Regions from separate parts of the Homo sapiens genome. Here region 2 is linked to region 1. A link is a contact called in ENCODE Hi-C or POLR2A ChIA-PET data. All regions are on one chromosome and are shown on one strand. The core of a region is the stretch at or near the end of the contact, and the rest is flanking DNA. Distances in the headings are between cores, read along the strand shown. Region 1 holds the start of PIK3C3 (phosphatidylinositol 3-kinase catalytic subunit type 3). Region 2 has its middle 680 kb from the start of MIR924.

What was found. A loop is a pair of places that touch in the nucleus more often than their neighbours do. ChIA-PET counts read pairs that join two places held with the same protein, here RNA polymerase II (POLR2A). Pooled maps may share reads with other maps.
Region 2: a map of CD8-positive, alpha-beta T cell shows a loop between it and region 1 (7-fold over the local background). The contact joins the enhancer-like site here to the promoter of PIK3C3 in region 1. A Hi-C loop is called at or near these places in 3 of 168 maps with a recorded cell type or tissue (CD4-positive, alpha-beta memory T cell, CD8-positive, alpha-beta T cell and lower leg skin) and 13 of 50 pooled maps. POLR2A ChIA-PET finds 5 or more read pairs at or near these places in 1 of 52 experiments (activated T-cell).

What each region holds. Positions count from the first base shown.
Region 1 is chr18:41,953,921-41,956,511 of GRCh38, reverse strand. PIK3C3 (phosphatidylinositol 3-kinase catalytic subunit type 3) reads right to left here and starts at 1,278. Exons shown (of 25, transcript NM_002647.4): 1 at 1,153-1,278. The coding sequence starts at 1,220. RefSeq lists an enhancer at 1,321-1,500.
Region 2 is chr18:38,939,699-38,942,289 of GRCh38, reverse strand. No RefSeq gene overlaps it. Among named protein-coding and RNA genes, the nearest start is that of MIR924, 680 kb to the left of the region's middle. RefSeq lists enhancers at 802-991, 1,042-1,451, 702-1,901. Within about 2 kb of position 1,294, at least 8 of the 41 ENCODE cell types and tissues checked have a DNase peak (open chromatin) inside an H3K27ac peak, as active enhancers do; they include CD8-positive, alpha-beta T cell, where a contact is called at or near this core.

The DNA of each region.
Region 1 (2,591 bases), core at 29-2,528:
TTCAAACATTTCAAAAAATGCATTCATATATCCAAGAAATACTGAGCATCAAGCTGAAGGAAAGCCCTTTATCAATATTGATCCTGTATAAACTACTAGTGGTGTATGCTATGGAAAATACCTTAAATGAGTGTATAAAGTATCATACAAAGGTACAAGGTGGTTGTTGACATATTACTTTTACCACCACCACCACAAACTAAAAAGTAAAGTATTTGTCAGCGAATAAGGGACTTCTGAAAATAAAATGAAATGATCATTCAAAGGTACATCAGACAACTGAGAAAATTTATCTATCACTTACTGCAGGCCTTTGACCGACACATATTTGTTGAATATTAATTGAACATACACAAGAAATGTTTATTAATTATGGATGATGCTATGGTCAATAATTTGTGATAGCTTTGACAACACTCCTACATGACCACCTTAAAAGGGACATAATTTCCAACTCTGTCTTGTGCATCCCTCGTCATTATACCAGTTCTATTATCCTCATCTCAAGATATCACGCCCTTGACCTTTACTTCAGCCGTGGTGCCCCAACGTTTTCCTGCAAAGACTCTTTTCTCCTATCTTCTTGGTACCTTTGAAACTGGAACCCTCATCTTCGACTTACTCCCAACTTCCCTGACTAAACACTGCCATACTACCCAAAGATTCACTCTAGGCCTCTATCACCTCCCGTGCTAATACACCATGTGCTCATCTTATTCTCAACTATCGCATCTGCCTGTGTCTACCTCTCCATAATTTCTGAAGCCTTCATTCCACCCTACAAGCCCCGTTCCAAAATAAAGATCGTCCTCTTACTTACGACGAGACTTGATTTCTTAATTTACAATGAAATAGTAATAAACTCTCAAAAGGCTGAACAGCAAAAACTTTAAAGACTGTAAAATACAGCGGAACTTAAGGGCTATTCCTACTGCTGTGCTTCTCACGGAGACCACGTATTAAATCCTTTTCCAAAAGAGCCCCTCTCCACGATCCACTCTCTCGCGCCTCCCTGGCTACAGCCCTCACAGCCGCCCCCAATCTGGGCCTTGAGACGAGTCACGTACTTTCTGCCTCTCACTCCCAACAGGCCCCTGCCCCCACGTCCCTACGCCCCAGCAATCCCACTCCCTGTCCCGAGTGTTCTCTTACATCTTAAGCTGGACGTTGATATCCAGGTCACAACTATAGATGTAGTGAAACTTCTCTGCTTCCCCCATCGCACCGTCTGCAAAGGTACCACCTACAGCGGGAACTTAGGTACAGGAAAAACAACATAAATGAACCAGCTGAGCCCCACAACACGGAACTTCCGGTTCCGCCCCCGCCAGCAAGCCGCCAATCCACGCCCGGAGCGAGTTCCGACGCGGCGGAACTCCCCGCCGAAACAACCCTTCCGCGCATGTGCACAAGGCGCCCACCATCTTGCTTAAGGGCAAATGTATACGGGAAACGGCTAATCTGGTTACATTCCAGTTTTCCTGTCTTGACAGCACTTTTTTTTTTTTTTAAAGAAAAAGAGACGCTATCATTTGAGCTTGAGCTGTACCTAAAACAATACGAAAGAAAATTCAATTCAAAAAGAATTATAACAGCTTTCACTGGCTGCCGGCTAAACAGGTTACAAGCACAAAAATTGGAATTTTGCCAGGTTTAAATTCCAGTGGCCTTCCCAAAAAGTGTAGCACTAATTTGCTATCTCAAGCAAGGATTTTCTCTTTCTGCTCTAAAGAGTAGGGAAAGGACTAAATAGAGAATAAATAAATCTGGGTTTCATGTTTGGTGTTGTCAGTATTCATGCTACTTTGGACATAATACTTGCGTGCATGTTTAAACTGGGAATATTCAAATTCAATGTAGTTTCAAGCCCTAACCCAAGTTAGAATCTAGAGGCCTCCTGTAATAACTACAGAACACAGATCTCTAAACCCTCTGAGCTCCTATAATGTTTGTTTTTATAATTATTATAATCTAAAATTGTAATACTCCCTTCCAATTAGATTGAAAACTCTTGGAAGGTAAGACCAGTGTGCCATTTACTTCCGTGTCTTGCCCCGCTAGCTGTCTAATGCATTGCTGAGTTTAATACTTCCTACTTACTGGTTATTAATGATGATATTGAATGAAAGTCTCCATTTTCTATGCCTTTATTTCTTTTTTTTTTTTTTTTTTGAGATGGAGTTTTGCTATTGTCGCCCAGGCTGGCACCATCTCGGCTCACTGCAACCTCCATCTCCTGGGTTCAAGCGATTCTCCTGCATCAGCCTCCCAAGTAGCTGGGATTACAGGCACCCGCCACCCAGTCAGGCTAATTTTTGTATTTTTAATAGAGATGGGGTTTCACCATGTTGGCCAGTCGGGTCTCAAACTCCTAACCTCCAGTGATCTGCCTGCCCTGGCCTCCCAAACTGCTATGTCATTTCTTTTTTTTTTTTTTTTTTTTTTTTTGAGACAGAGTCGCTCTGTTGCCCAGGCTGGAGTGCCCGTCTCTCTGTTGCCCAGGCTGGAGTGCAGTGGCGCGATCTCGGCTCACTGCAAGCTTCACCTCCCAGGTTCATGCCATTCTCCTGCCTCAGCCCCCCAAGTAGCTG
Region 2 (2,591 bases), core at 45-2,544, 3.0 Mb after region 1:
GTTATTGGTGGAAGCTCTTTTGTTTTGTTTTGAAGTTCTTTTGTTTTATTTCTGTAAGTCAATTACAGGAAATGACTCCAAGTTAAGTTTCAGTTTGCTTAACTAAGAGCTTCTGGTACAAACTATCTCTGTCTAATGGCCCCTTATTTGCTTTAAAAGAATGATGTTACATGTTACAAAAGGATCCACCAGGAGCCTTTCTGTTATAATCACGTGCATTGGGGTTGATTGAAGAAGTCCAAGAAAAGAATGCCTAAGAAGACAAATCTTTTGTGAACTTCACTTACACAAGGTTAACAAAATGCAGACCCTTTTCCACTATATTAGCAGTTTGCCTCCCTCACCCCTGCTGAGTCCTAGCAAAATGACACAATGATTGAGATTATTGCCAAGCCAAAGCGTGAGCTGTGAAGGAAAATCTCCAGCCTCTGCCTAGAAATGAAGCACAGTTCGAATGTCCTTCTCTAACTCTAAACTGCAGCTAATTGCACTGTAGAGCAGTGGCTTTCAGCGCACAGTCCCAGGACAGGCAGCATCACTGTCAGTTGCGTCACCTGAATACATCACCTGAAATTCTCAGACCCTAACCCCAAACTACTGAATCAGAATCTCTAGGGTTGGGCCCAACAACTTGAGCTTTAACAATCTCCCCTAGAAGATTCTGAGATGAGAAGTCTTCCTATTGAAGGTTTTTCTCAATTGAAGGATTCATGGTCTCACGGGCTTCAAGGAATGAAGCCCTGGACCACAGCGGCTAATGTTATAGCTCGATTAGAGAAACGCGCAGACCCAAAGAGTGTGCTGCGGCAAGATTTATTAAAGCGAAAGTGAAAGTAAAGCAAAAGCGAAAGTAAAGCAAAAGCGGAAGTAAAGCAAAAGCGAAAGTAAAGCAAAAGAGAAAGTAAAGCTTCCATGGGGATCCGGAATGGCTGCCGTTTCTGGCTTGGGTGTCTTAGGCTTATGTCCCCTTATGACTCCTCCCCTTTTCCTTTTCCTGTCCTGTAGGATTAGCTTATTTTCTATCCGCTTGTGGGTTGGTGGGCCTGCTTGGTTAAAAACATCAGGCTGCAGCTAGAGCTTAAACTCCCTATATGATTGGTTGAAGTTTCAATGCCTTAGTTTGCAGCTGTGACTCATTTTGGCTTAGAAGAAAGTCCCCTTTGATTGCTTGAAATTTCAATCCCTTAGCTTGCAGCTATGACTCATTTTGGTTTAGGGGAAAGTCCCCTTTCATTGGTTGAAGTTTTAATCCCTTCGCTTGCAGCTATGACTCATTTTGGCTTAGGGGAAAGTCCCTGTTGATTGGGTGAAGTTTCAATCCCGTACCTTGCAGCTATGACTCATTTTGGCTTAGGGGAAAGTCCCCCTGGGGAAGTCCCTGTTGACCCAGGAAGTCCAGCCAACTTAGCCACTTAGTCCCTCAATTCTGATATATGTCAAAGGTTGATCCTACTTTTCTAGACTCTAGAATCTAGAATATTGTTATTTTTTCAACAAGGTCCTGAAATACAAGTCAACTAAAGAAATTTGAATATTAGCAAGAAAAGAGCAGGATTAAATGGATGTTCTAAACTTGTTGAATGAGTGTGCTTCTTATCACACAGGGCATCTGCAAAAGTTTGTTCTCTTTGCTGATTTAAGAAAATCATTCAAATAATTCTGAATTTCATCACTTCTGTTTGCACACATTTGGCTTTACTGCACACCAGTAGCTCAGATTTTCCAGGATGGGAAGATGAAAGATTGGAGACTTAGCCTCAAGAAACTCTTAGTTTGATGTTGAGAGGCAGATGCTGAAGAGAGGAGGCAAAAGACCTAGACAATAATAATTAAATTACAGCAAAATGCCAGCAATAATGGAAATGCCATTAAGGGAGGAGGTGAGAAAAATAAAGTGGCTAATCCTGTTGAGAAGCAGTTCACAGAGGCTTCTCAGAAGAGTTGGCACCTGGTCAGTAAAGAATAATAAGTAGAAGTAAAGTCAACAACATTGGGGGTGGGGGGTGGGGGTTCATTTCAGAAACACGGTAGGCAAAGGAATAAAATTTTAAAACTGGCATTTGAGAGGTAGAGGAAGTAATGTTTCCAGAGAGGAGGCCACAGACTTTTATGGGCTCAAATAACAAAGGCTTTTCCCACCACGCTTATAAGGTTATGCTGAACATGGTAAAAATGCTTCCTTCCTGGACAGGATACTCTGCTGTTCTTATTCCCCTCCTGGGCATATGTCCTAACTAATTTATTCAACACTACCCTTATTGGAGGTTAGTTGTGCATTGAAAGGTGACAGGTTGTTGACCCTGAGGATCCTTAGCAATTAGCAGAAACTCAGTAATCTCAATTCCTCTTGAGTGTCTCTTGATTTCACAGACCAGGAAAGGGCTGAACTCTATTTTCTATATTTCCATAAATGCTTTCTACAGGGCTCTCTTCCAGGTGGTATTGTGGATGGAGTCTGAAGGAGAAGACAAGTTCCAGATAAACCTGACCTTACCTTTTTAGAAAGAGATGGGTGAAAAGAGATGGGGGCACAGAGGTGACTATCCAGACCAGCCCTATGCACTAATAAAAAAATTTTCAAGTAGCTCGGT